Regions from separate parts of the Homo sapiens genome. Here region 2 is linked to region 1. Evidence: read pairs that join two places in POLR2A ChIA-PET (ENCODE). Cell type or tissue: OCI-LY7. All regions are shown on one strand. Each heading gives the region's core, and the rest is flanking DNA. Links, peaks and the distances in the headings are about the cores only.

Region 1 (2,500 bases), core at 1-2,500:
AAACCTGTAGATTCTCCTCCTTTTAAGTAAATAAATATAATCAACTCCAACAATTCACTAATATTGGTGAAATAGGGCCACAATAAGTTTTGTATAGCAGAAAATCTATTTATACAGCATGAAACAGCATGGCAAAATAGAAAGGGCACAAGCTTTGGAACCAGACACTCCCACTCGAATCTTATCCTGCTATACACTAGGCCCACCTGAAGTCTACAAGCACCTTCTCCTGTTTAGAGTATAAGATACTAATATCTGCAATTGTACAGGGCTATGTAAAGGTAAATTAGCATTACATAAGTAAAGCACCTGGCACAGAGTTGACGCTTAGTGAATAATAGCTTTCCCTTTTTCCCAGGCACCTAGAAATCTCAAATGAGAAAACATTATGTTTTAAAGAGGACGGCTTACCTCAGAACTGTTGATATTGTTACCCAGCTCTATATCATAATCACCCCAACCAAAGAAGACAGGAAACTTCTGGTTGTTATGACCATGGAATCCAGATGCAGAATATGCCCAGTCATCAGGAAAATCTGACGGTCTTGGCACAGTTTGAGGACAGAAAGAGAGCAACAGCCAATAGCTGAGGGGAGACTCCACAGTCTGGAATGTGCCACAGACTTCCAACCACAAAAGTTCTCTCTTGCACTTAGACGGTGGTATCCCCTGCAGCATACGCCACGGCCTCTGCTCTTCTGGGCAAGTCTCCTCAGGAAGGGAGGAGAAGCATGTGACTCCCTCCAGTCATCTCCAGGCTACATTCACGCGAATGTCCAGGGTACTGTTCATCGCCTCCTATACCCAGCCCGGGACAATTTAGGCAAATCGTTTTCTCATTTTTGAAAGAGGAAGACAGCAGGAGATGGTCTCTAAAGTCCTTTCCACCTCTAAAACCCTTTGGTTCTGTGACCCAGTCTTAACTTCTTTGTTTATTCATTCAGCAGTGTTTATGAAACACCTATGGGATTCCCCCCTTCTTAATTTCATTCATTTCTTCATTCAACAATATTAATAGAACATCTCCTATTTCTTGGATTCTGTGACCAGCTCTTTACTTCTCCCTTCATTCATTTATTCAGCACTATTTATTGACCACCTACTATAATCAGTTACTGTTATGTGCAAGAATGTACAAAAATGAATAAGAAAGTCCATGCCCTTTAAAAGCTCACAGTCAATAAGAACATCGACTAGTAAGGAAGTATACTATGCACACAAAGTTATTATGATAGAGCTATGGGAACCAGGGGAGGAGACGCCTAATTCTACCCAGCATGTGGGACAATGCAGGAGGGGAAGCAGGAAAGGCTTCTCAGAGAACTGAGTGTTGCAGGCTAAGTAGGAGGTTATCAGGCACATAAATGAGTTGAAGATATTTCAGAAACAGAGAAAAGAATACGCCAAGAAAAGGAGGTATAAGTATGATTTGCAGAACAGATAGTTCAGTACGAATAAAACAAGGAGTATACAACATGGCAGAGGAAAGGGGCTTAGATGACAAAGCATCTTCTAGATTTGCTTCTTGGCAAAGTCTAGAAGTCCAGACTTTATCCTTTTAGAAAATGCCTAAAAGATCTTAAATAGGATTATCTGGATTACATGAGTGTTTTAGAAAGTCTGCCATGGTGGCAGTGTGGAGACTGGATTACAGAGGCAGGGGTTGGGGAGGGGAGAGGTGAGACTCAGGCAAAAAAAAAAAAAAAAAAAAAAAGAGGTCAGCTGGCAACCATTTCAATTCTCTTTGAGAAAAAATATGAGTGTAAACCAAAGCAGTGGCAGGGGGTGGGCATGATTTATTCTAGAGATATTTGGGAAGCAGAACCAACAAAACTGGGTGGGGAAGAAATTCAATGAGGGGAGGAAAAGGAAGGGGGTGGCATTTGGATTACACTCAGGTTTCTGTCTCAGATGAGTGGGTTCATGGACAATGAGGACAGCAACCCAGAAAAAGAAGACACGAAGACCAGAAATACTCCTAATTCCCCAAGACTGGAAATCTTAGTCATCTCTTCTTTGCTACCATGCAGTCTCCAAGATAAATCATGCTGGACCAAGGCACTCACTGGAGTTCTCCTCCAACAGGGGTTCCAGGAAATCATAACAGGTACCAGGATAAATATGGAGCATCTTCACAGACCAAAACTGATACATACATATTTACAAGAAACAAAGGTAATTTGACTGATGAGTTATTGAAAACATTACTTTTAGTCTAAACCAACAGATATACAGTATAATGCACATTGTAAGATAATTCAAAGATACATCAAGGAAATCTCACAGAAGCTGTGAGAACCGTTGTGAGTTTAGGATTCCCCATCTTCAGGATTCTTTGCCTTTTGGGGTCTTTGGTGAAAATATTCAAAGTGCTACATTATAGCATTACCTAGTAAAGCTGAAGACGCACATGCACCAAGATGTGGCATTTCCATTACTATGTAGACAACTTAGAGTAGTGGTTCTCAAAGTGTGGTGTGTGGACCCCTATGTGTCTCTG
Region 2 (9,972 bases), core at 3,009-5,508, 140 kb after region 1:
CAGAAGCTGCATCACCTTTTATGACTCAGCTGTAAGAATCACACAGTGTCACTTCTGTACATTACAGGTCAAAGCAAGTAAAGTCCAGCTTAGATTCAAGGGCATTGAAATTAGGTTTCATCTCTTGGTAGAGGAGTGACAAGATTGCATTGTAGAAGAGCATTTGGGATGAGAGACATGGTTGCAGCCTTCTTTAGAAAATACAATCTGTCATATCTCTCACAGCAAGAAATGTGCTACCCTGCTCAGGGCATGCTGAGACTTGTTTCCAGTTTTTGGAATAGAGGCAATGAGGGCAGGAAGTAGCAGACCTTGAAGTAATCTTGGAGGTGTCTGCTTCAGAGGAGGACTGTGTAGAGTCTCTAGGCAAAGGGAAGCTGTTCTGTTCAAGTAACAGGGTGCAGGATACTCCTGCTAGCCTGGGTTGTTCAGGGAATCTAGGGGTTCAAGGTTATCTAGCACATCTATCCAGATGCCTGCCTGCATCCCAGTAGTTTTTAAGGACCATTTCCTTCCTCTAGGGCTTTGACTTTTGCATGAGAGGCCTGCCTGGACTGTGTCTTCAGTCTGCTCTGTAGTTCAATTCCTCTTGCAGTGAACCCCTGAATGTCATTTTTTTAGAACAGCCTGCCCTCTGGTTGCAGGAAATGGGGGTCTCTTCAGATTCTCCCAAGGAGACCTTCTGGCTTTCATTGCTATGCTCTGAATGGGTAGTTGGATGTTGTAAACCTATCTTTCTTTTTTCCCAATTCTTCTAGGGGAGTTAACAAGAACAAGACAACTCTTCAATTCCTGTGATTATCACAGCCCTATATCTTTCAGGAGTTAGCACTATTGCATAAGGTTAGCGTCTCCTTTCATTTTTACCTCATCCAAGTACACCATGGGTCAATTGTGGGTAATGAAATTCTTCAAAGTGCCAGGGTTTGTCACCACCTTACTCACCACCATTAATGGGGTTTTTGTTGCCTCCATACCATTGATAATATACTTTCTGTAGTCACTTCCAGTACCTATTATCTTAGTTTGAGTTCCTCCCAAATGAGACCTTGAGACAAAGCTTTGGATACAGGAGTTTATCTTGGAGAGTATCCCAGGTAGAACAAGTGAGTGAGTGTGCAAATTGAGAGGGGTGAAATGAAAATTGAGTTGGTGAATGAGTTTTTACTGTGGGCAACTTTGGTTCAATCCCATTTGGGACCTCTGAGGAACCAACCAGAATGCCTTATAATAGTCCCACCAAGGTATGGGACAGTTGCTATTAATCCACTGATCCTCATTCTTCATGGGTTGAGGGGTTTTCAGTCCCCAGCAGTTCCAGGATACCTTGTGAGTGTCGGGCAAGCTCTTGGTGTACTGGAGGAAATCCTCGGAGAAGCAGAATGAGGCAAGTGCTTGATAGGGGAAGACATCAGCATCCTTAGGAAGTGTTCACTGCAGCTGCAGGTCAACTCAGAGTCAAAGGGACATGAGGAAGGGCATCAAGATAGTCTACTACCTACTCCTCAGTAATTCACATGAAAAAATCAAGAGGCACTCCCTGTTAAACATTGTAGACTGAACACATGCGTTTATCACAACTCCATCCTGAAGCCTCTCTGAAATGACTGAAAAGGAATAAAAACAATCTTATAAAACCTGGAAGGATAAAGAGAACAGAAGAGGCAACAGCAGACAAGAGCTAGCAACAAAATGTTGGAAGACAGAAGGCAGACGGGTGAGTGGTAACGAAGTTAACAGAGCAGCAAGAAAGTTTGCTTTGCTGTGGAAAATATCAAAAAGCAAATGAATACCTACTGTACAACCCTGGAAAGGCTCAGAAACTGGAAATTGTTGTTACTTCTGTAGAAAGGGATGCAGGCTGGGGCTGAAAAAAAATGGGATTGGAGATGACCCCTCAGAATCCTTCTCCTCTTCTGTACACCAACCAGCCCAGCAGGCAACTGGTTTAATTTCTAGGGAAATAGAGCCAGGGATTTTCAGACCCAATGATACCATGTTTTGTAGAGGATAGGAGTAAGGCTGAAAAAGGATGATCAAGGTCAAGTCTACATGCCATATACTAATTAGTGAGACTCCCACCCTTTTTCCCTCACTTGCAGTTAGGGCACTGGCAACTAGATTTATATTCCCTAGGCAGGGAATTGGAAGAGTCCCCTTTGACAAAACCAACTGATTGGAGAAAAGACTTATATACTGACATTTTTAAGTCTCCCAGTGAAATGACCAGGTGCCTGACTGATTGCTCTCCAGTAAACAGTAGCAATTGACAAACACTGCAAATACACACAAAGCTTCCCATTTGCTTTTTAAGTGCCTCACTCTTAAGTGTGAACAATCAAGTATCACCAGACATGTGAGGAAAGTCTCCAACATAAAATATTAAAGATTAAAATAAACAAATAAATGAATAAAGGCAACTTGGAGTAACAAAAAGTGCAGTGAAAAGAACACTTAAACATATTATTGACCTCAAAAAAAAGATAAAATGTTACATCTGCAAAATAAGAATGTGTGGTTACATGAAAAAAGGAGTATGTAGAGCATAAGAAATCATTCTTGGTAAATGAAAATAGGGTAACAGAAATAACAGATTCAATAAAAGGGCTGGAAGGTAAGTCTTCAAGAAACTAAGTAAAAAGACAAAGGGATGGAAAAATGGAAGAGTCAAGTAAATCAGGTAATTGAACTAGGAGACCATCATTTACTAACAGGACTTTAAGAAAGACAAAATGTAGAAAACAGAGGGGAGAAATTATAAAAGAAAGGATTTTAAAACTTCCCTAGAACAGAAGGATAAGATTCTCCAGATTCATAGGCTCACGAGAACAAGTTCAACGAGCGAAAACTCCAAGCTTACCCTCACTCTCTCCAATATGCCCTTGTAGATGCTGTCATGGAATTTCTGCCAACTGAACATGCTCTCAGTGCCTTGACTTCTTTTTCTTCAATTATATAATTAATTTCCATCATTTCTTCAGCCAACTTCTTTCTTCCCATTGCTTAGATCCTAGAACTTATCATTACCAATGACTGCACTGATATTAACTTGATAATCTCAACTTCAAGCTTCCCACTTTCTGACCATAACCACTGATTTTTCCTGTTAGGTTGGTGCAAAAGTAAGGGCAAAACAAACAAACAAACAAAAAACCAAACAAACAAGAAAATTACTTTTGCACCAACCTAATAGTTTATTCCCACTAACATCCCAATTCCTAAAATATTTCTGGTCCTTTGGGACTGAAAATTAGTTAATCTGATGCCACCACCTTTTCACTGTCCCGCACTCACCTCGCGTCCTTACCCTGTGTAGATTCTACAGTCCATCAGTATAAATTCCCTTGCATACACTTTCAACTCTCTTGCCCTTCTCTCCTTTCATTGTATTTTCTTGAAAAGGACCCAGTCCTGGCTTAATTCAATTCCCCACACATGATGTTTGCACATGCCTGCAGCTTAATATGGCAGGAGAAAATACACATCCAAACCAGGCGGTCCTGATTTAAACTCGTTATCACTCACCTCCGGTGAGACTTTTGTGCTATTCAGCAATCCCACTACATCTTCCTAGTCTATTTACTGCCCCATTCTCCTTGTTTAGTTCCTCTCCCACCCTCCTAAATGACTATTTTGTATCTTTTCCTACAATATCTCCTTTTCCACCCTCATTTCAAGTTCATGCCCTTACCTCCAAATTCACTAAGAAAATTAAAGCAACCTGAAAATGCCCCTCCTCATTCCCATCACCACATTCACTTGCATCTGTTAGTGCACCCTGCGTGCTACAGTACACACATGTTCCATCCCCTGAGCTAAGACAATCCCTCTACTTATAGTCTTAGTTTCTTCCCCTTCCTTGAAAGTTTTAGTAATTGTACTTTGTCCCTTCTTTCCCTGTCTTTTATCAGTTTTTTCCTCCTCTCTTGGATCATTCTCACCAGCAAGTAAATGTGCTATATTATCTTCCATTGGAAAAATGAAAATCTTTTCCTTATATCATATCTCGACTCCCCTTCAGGACAAAATTTAAAGGACTGACTGCATTCACTGTCTCTAAGACCACTCCTCCACTTCCCTTTGAACTCACTTCAGTCATGTTTTCACTCTCACAGGTTGAGCTAGTCAAAAATCACTGATGACCTCCATGTTGCTAAGTCTCAGTCCTTATCTTACTTAATCAGTCAGCAGTTGATCATTCCCTTCTACTTGAGACAGTCTCTTGGCTTGCTTTCTACCTCCCTGACTACTCCTTCTCAATCTCCTTTGTGGATTCTTCCTCTGTTCCTTAATCTTTAATATATGGGCATGCCTCTGATCTCAATCCTCAGACCTCTTTTTTTTCTATGTTCACTAATTCCTCTGCCACCTCACTTGTTTTGTCAATATTTATAGGCTGATGACTTCAAAGCTTATATATCTAGCCAACACCCCTCCTCTTAGCCCCAGACTCCCATATCCAGCTACTACCTGTTTGGGATCTCCAAGCAGAGGTCTAATAGGTATTTCAAACTGCAATGTTCAAAACAGCTTCTGCTCTTCAGAGACGTCTCTATTTCAGCAATTCCTTCCTTCCATTTGTTCAGGATAAAAACATCAGTGTCATATTTAATTAACTCCTCTCTTCCTTTATCCTATATCATCATCATATGCTTTATAATCACTGGCATGTCCTGTTGGTTTCACATTTAAAAAAAAGCAGAAACGGAACACTTTTCAACACTTTCAACATCACTAACTGGAACCCCACTAGCTGGGTACAAGCCCATTATCACTTGCTTGACTTCCTGCAATCACCTCCTAGCTGGTCTCCCTCCTGCTGCCTTAGCCCACCAGTTTATTCTCAACACAGCAGCCAGTCTGATGCTTTAAACATATGATTTAGATCATGACACTTCTCTGCTCAAAACCCTTCATTGGCTCCCTAGCTTATTTAGGATAAAAGCCAGATCCTTATAAAAAACCTCCAAAGCCTGATATAATCGGCCACAGACTACTTCTTGCAATCCACATCTCACCTCTCTCCCCCTCACAAACCCTGGTCCAGCTTACCCAGACCATCTGTTCTTCCACAATGCCAGGCTTGCTTCTGCCCCACCCCAGGCTCTTTGCACTGGACATCCATGATCTGGAGTGCTCTTCCCTCAGCAGCCCATTCCTTCACTTCCTGAGGTATATTCTTATACTTCAAGTAACGAAACAAAAGAGCAGTGCCTTTAAAAATTTAAAAATTTGCTGGAAAATATTTCTAATCTATAATTCTCTTCATATCTAGATTATCAATCAAGTTTGAAGGTAGAAATTGCATTTTACAGCATGCAAGGTCTCCACAAATTTCCCTTCAATTTCTTTTTCCGGAAGCTCCTGGAGGATGTGCTCCACCAACATGACATAATAACCCAAGAAAGAGGAAACAGGGCATCCAACACGGAAGAGAGGCAAGGGGAATTCCCAGGGTGATGGTGACAGGAAGTCCTGGGGCCATAGCTGTGCATCCAACCTAGCAAGAGGACAGCAGGTGCAGGAGGAAGGTAGTCAAGGGTAAAGAATGACACTGAGAGATTGCCTGATGCATTTGTTCATGTGAAGGAGACCGATACAGTTTTGTAGAGCTTGGAGCTGATACATGAGAGTCACATAGAAAAGCAGTGGGGTGGTTTTCTGTAGGAAACAAAACAATTAGACAAGAAAAGATAAAACATGATCACATGCCCCAACTGTTAACAATATTTTCATGGTCATAAGAATGACTTCAACCAAAATTGTGTAGTAACCCTATTGGGACCATGTAAGGAGTACAGATGCTCCTTGATTTATGATAGGGTTACGTCCCAATAAAACCATCGTTAAGCAGAAAATATTGTAAGTCAAAAATGCATTTAATACACTAACCTACCAGGCGTCATAGCTTATTGTAGCCTGACCTGCCTTAAATGTGCTCAGAACACCTACATTAGCCTACAGTTGGGAAAATTACCTAACACAAAGCTTATTTTATAATAAAGTGGTGAATTTCTCATGTAATCTATTGAATACTGTACTGAATGTGAAAAACAGAATGATCATATAGGTACTCGAAGTGTGGTTTCTACTGAAATGTGTATTGCTTTCACACCATCATAAAGCAGAACAATTTAAAGTCAAACCATCATAAGTTGGGAACCATCTGTATAGTGTGCAAGGGGGATGGAGTAGAAAGAAAGCTGGAGACTCAACTTCCAGATTAGAAAGCTAATACATTATGTCTAAAAGCTTAAAGATAGAGGCATAGCAATGTAATAATGTTATTTAAGAATATGAAGGTAAATATAGAAGTGATGGCTGAAAGATTTGAAAATGTTTCCTCTGGGAGCAGAAATCAGGATAGAGAGGGGATGCTTTTTTCTCTTTTAAATTAAAGACTTATAATGATTGACTTTTGTAAACTAAGTACATGAATTTCTTTGCTAAAATTAAAATAAAATCAGAAATAAATAGAAAGAATAGTTCTCCAAACTACAATAAAAAAGAAAGTCATGAATCATACTTAATTTAACTGATATGTAAGTGGTATAAATTGCTCATACAGAAAAAACAAAAAAATTATTTTCAATTTGTTCTAACCCTGTGAACATCTTCTAACGTGTTCTACCTATATTTCTCTTTCCTTTTCTCTTTCCTTCCTTCCTCCTTCTTCCTTCCTTTCTTGGCTTTTCTTTTCTTCTTTCTCTTTCTCTCTCCTTTGTTTCTTTCTTTCTTTTTCTCTCTTTCTTTCTCTTTCTTCCTTTCTTTTTCTTTCTTTCCTTTCTTTCTTTCTTTCTTTCTTTCTTTCTTTCTTTCTTTCTTTCTTTCTTTCTTTCTTTCTTTCTTTCTTTCTTTCTTCTTTCCTTCTTTCTTTCTTTCTTCTTTTTTTGAGACACGGTCTAACTCTGTCACCTAGGCTGGGGCTCAGTGGCATCATTATAGCTCACTGCAGCCTTGACCTCCTAGACTTAAGTGATCCTTCTCCCTCAGCTTTCTGGGTATGTGGGACCACAGGTGTGCACTACCACACCCAGATAATTTATTTATTTATTTATTTATTTATTTATTTATTTATTTATTTATTTTGGTAGAAACAGGATCATCCTATGTTGCCCAGGCAGGTCTCAAACGCCTAGGCTCAAGCAATCAGTCCTCTTCAGCCTCCCAAAGTGGTGGGATTACAGATGTGAGGCAACGTGCCCAGCCTCTCCTTTCTTCTAGGAAGTATATCCCCTTTGTTTTACAGATTTGCTCCTTTTGCATTTGTGTTTAACTGTGGTAGCATCCCATCTCCTATACATAGGGGTTGGCATATGATTCCATCAAGCCAGTCTGAGTCCTGTCTTGAAAGTTTTTGAATTGAATAGAGGAATGGAGCTTTGTGAAAGCAACCCCAGAGCTGTCAGCAGGTATGTCTTCTGTGTGAAAAATCCTGTCTGCAGTAGATAGTAGGCAACAATGACTCAGGCACAGAAATCTGGGGAAGAAATAAAGAACGAACTTGAGAGTGGGAGAGAAATCTAGAACTGACAGCATTCAGGTTTCTGGTTCTGGTTGTCCCCAGCTACTTCCTTGCATATCTAGCTCACGAGCCAAGAAGCCCTCCTTTTCTGCTCATGCTGTTTCAGGTTGCATTTATAGCAACTTCTAAAAGCACAATGTACATGTGTGTCAAAGGCAGCACTACAACACACCTTTATTGTTCCCCTACTAAGTGTGGGGCATTAAGTGCTTGACACTGGGTCCATCCTCAAAGAATTTGAGAAATCAGGACACAAAGACAAATGGAATCCTGAGGAGCCTCAAGTGCAAGAGGAGCCATGTAAATAATGAGTGCATTCAGAGGGAGGAACAGTAATGGAGGAGTAGGGAACCAGATTAGAAAAGGAGGTGGCCTTGGAAGGGAGAGGAGAGAAACGGGAAGTGTATTCTAGGCAGGGAGACAATGAGAGCTGGGGTTGCAAACTCAAAAGCTTACTAGTGCTGCAGGGCAGGGTGGCTCATGCTTATAGTCCCAGCTACTTAGAAGGCTGAGAAGGATGATTGCTTGAGCCCAGGAGTTTGAGGCTCTAGTGAGCTATAATCGTGCCACTGCACTCCAGCCTGGGAAACAGAGTGAGACCCTGTCTCCAAAGAAAGAAAAAAGAAAAAAAATTTAAAAGCTTACTAGAGCCATGCATCACATGAGTCAGGCTGGGGTGGTTGTGGGGAGCACGTGTTCCATTTGCACAGGGCTCCTGCGCCCAACAATGAATGCTGCCAGGGGAGGGCCCAGTCTTACCAGGACTTCCAATTTTTCAGGAAAAGTGAGAAATCTAAATTTTGTTGTGAAATTGGTGATGTTTAAATGTTGACAAGAATTTGTAAAAATCAAAACACTATATGAGCCAAACATACCATGTCTATTGGCTGGCTCTGGGTAGTGGTCCTTGGGTGAAAGACTGATGCTGTAAGCAAAGGCAGGGCAGAGGAAACATGTGATTGTGTTTCTAAAAAGAAGACTGGGAGCAGACGGTTGTATTGAAGAATAGTAGAAAAGTTTGGAGAGTTAGATGGGGGCTTTGAGCCCTGTTAACAGGTTATTCAAGAGACATGTGTGCAGAGAAATATTTTAGGAAGATATATTTGGTAGCTGGGTGAAGGATGAGTCAGACATGGAAAAGACTAGAATACTGTTTTATTTAAAGACATGATTTTAAGGGTTTGGTACTTTTGTGGTTTTTTTAAACTGTAAAATGGGGTCAAAGTTATTCTCATGTGAAACTGTAAGGTTTTCCTCCTTTAAGTCTGAAGCAGAACTGATCTTTCTGTTAACCTCCTGACAGAGCAATATTGGAACAACAGGGGACTCAGTGGGGAGATGGAGGGGAAGGCTTTCACTGTGCAACACTTGGAGTAGAGTCTAACCACATTCTTGCTGGACATTGCTATACTCTCCCCCCAAAGTCTCTCTTTGATCTCCATCCACTGAGTCTCCTTCCCTCTCAACTCTGTCCCCCACCATCACTACCTATTTAATCCTCCCCACCAGTGGAGTTGCAGCAGCCATGGAGCTGAGCTATCTAAATGCCCCTTCCAAAGTAAATCTTCCATGAGTTCAGTCAGCCTTCAGTCTCCAGCTGTAGTACCTTTGGGATTTGCCATAGGGTGCACACCGAGGTCATGCTCCCCATGGGCTGTTCCCAGTCAATAACTGAGCAGGCAGGGGTACTAGAGCTCATCATTTTTGCCCAACGTGGGACTCTTCTAATGGCCAATATTTACTCTGAGGTTCCCCATTGTACTGGCTGATTTTCTCAGACTGCACTTCAGTTGGAGCCTCTTCTTATCCAACCCTTCTTCCTTCCTCATTTCCTTTCACAGATGTCAGAGCCTACTTCTGCTCCCTCATCCCTTTACCTTTCACAGCTGTTTTGTCCAATAAATCTTTTGCCCTTCTAATTCCATCTTGGCATCAGCTTCCCAGACAACCGAACTGGAACCAGGATTAATCCAAGAAGGCAGGTAGTCAAAGAGGTTTGGGGACAGGATCACTCACTTTCTGGCTAGTAAGGTAGATCTCCTCTGGAATGGAATGTGGGGCATGGATAATCTTTGGCACAAGATGGTGGCCTAATTGCTAAAACTTTCATTGGTGGTGATTCGGGACATCAGGCCTTCAAAAATTATGAGGGGAACAGTGTGTACAAAGACAATGGACTTGATGGGATTTTACTAATTTGTTTTATGCCCTGCAAAGGGATTATGACAAATGAACACTAAAAACTATGTGTGAAAAACCAAAAGCCATTTTAAAAAATGGGAAGACCTGACAGATGCCAAATATTGGGAGGAGGCTTCAATAGCTCCCAAACAAGAGATATGGATGGCAAATAGGCACATGGAAAGATGCTCAATATCATGAATTATTAGAAAAATGCAAAATCGAATAAAATATCACCATATATGTATTATAGTTTTGATGGCAAA

What was found. ChIA-PET counts read pairs that join two places held together with the same protein. Peaks named below come from ENCODE experiments on the same cell type or tissue, not always from the same donor. Only the 100,000 strongest peaks of a DNase experiment are listed, where the experiment ranks them.
Region 2: POLR2A ChIA-PET joins it to region 1 with 7 read pairs; 3 of 35 experiments call an interaction of 5 or more read pairs at or near these places.

The regions. Positions count from the first base shown.
Region 1 is chr4:145,919,780-145,922,279 of GRCh38, forward strand. All of the region lies in intron 1 of ZNF827 (zinc finger protein 827), which reads right to left. Among named protein-coding and RNA genes, the nearest start is that of ZNF827, 18 kb to the right of the region's middle. In OCI-LY7, for the core only: no CTCF peak of the experiment used is centred there; no DNase peak of the experiment used is centred there.
Region 2 is chr4:146,054,594-146,064,565 of GRCh38, forward strand. It overlaps LOC105377468 (a long non-coding RNA gene), which reads right to left and starts at 5,404. Exons shown (of 4, transcript NR_188432.1): 1 at 5,053-5,404; 2 at 4,471-4,673; 3 at 2,861-3,016; 4 at 1-1,607. RefSeq lists enhancers at 1-827, 165-414, 5,311-5,530, 8,387-8,546. In OCI-LY7, for the core only: no CTCF peak of the experiment used is centred there; DNase peaks (open chromatin) are centred at 4,118, 4,738 and 5,498; H3K4me3 peaks cover 2,500 bases; H3K27ac peaks cover 2,039 bases.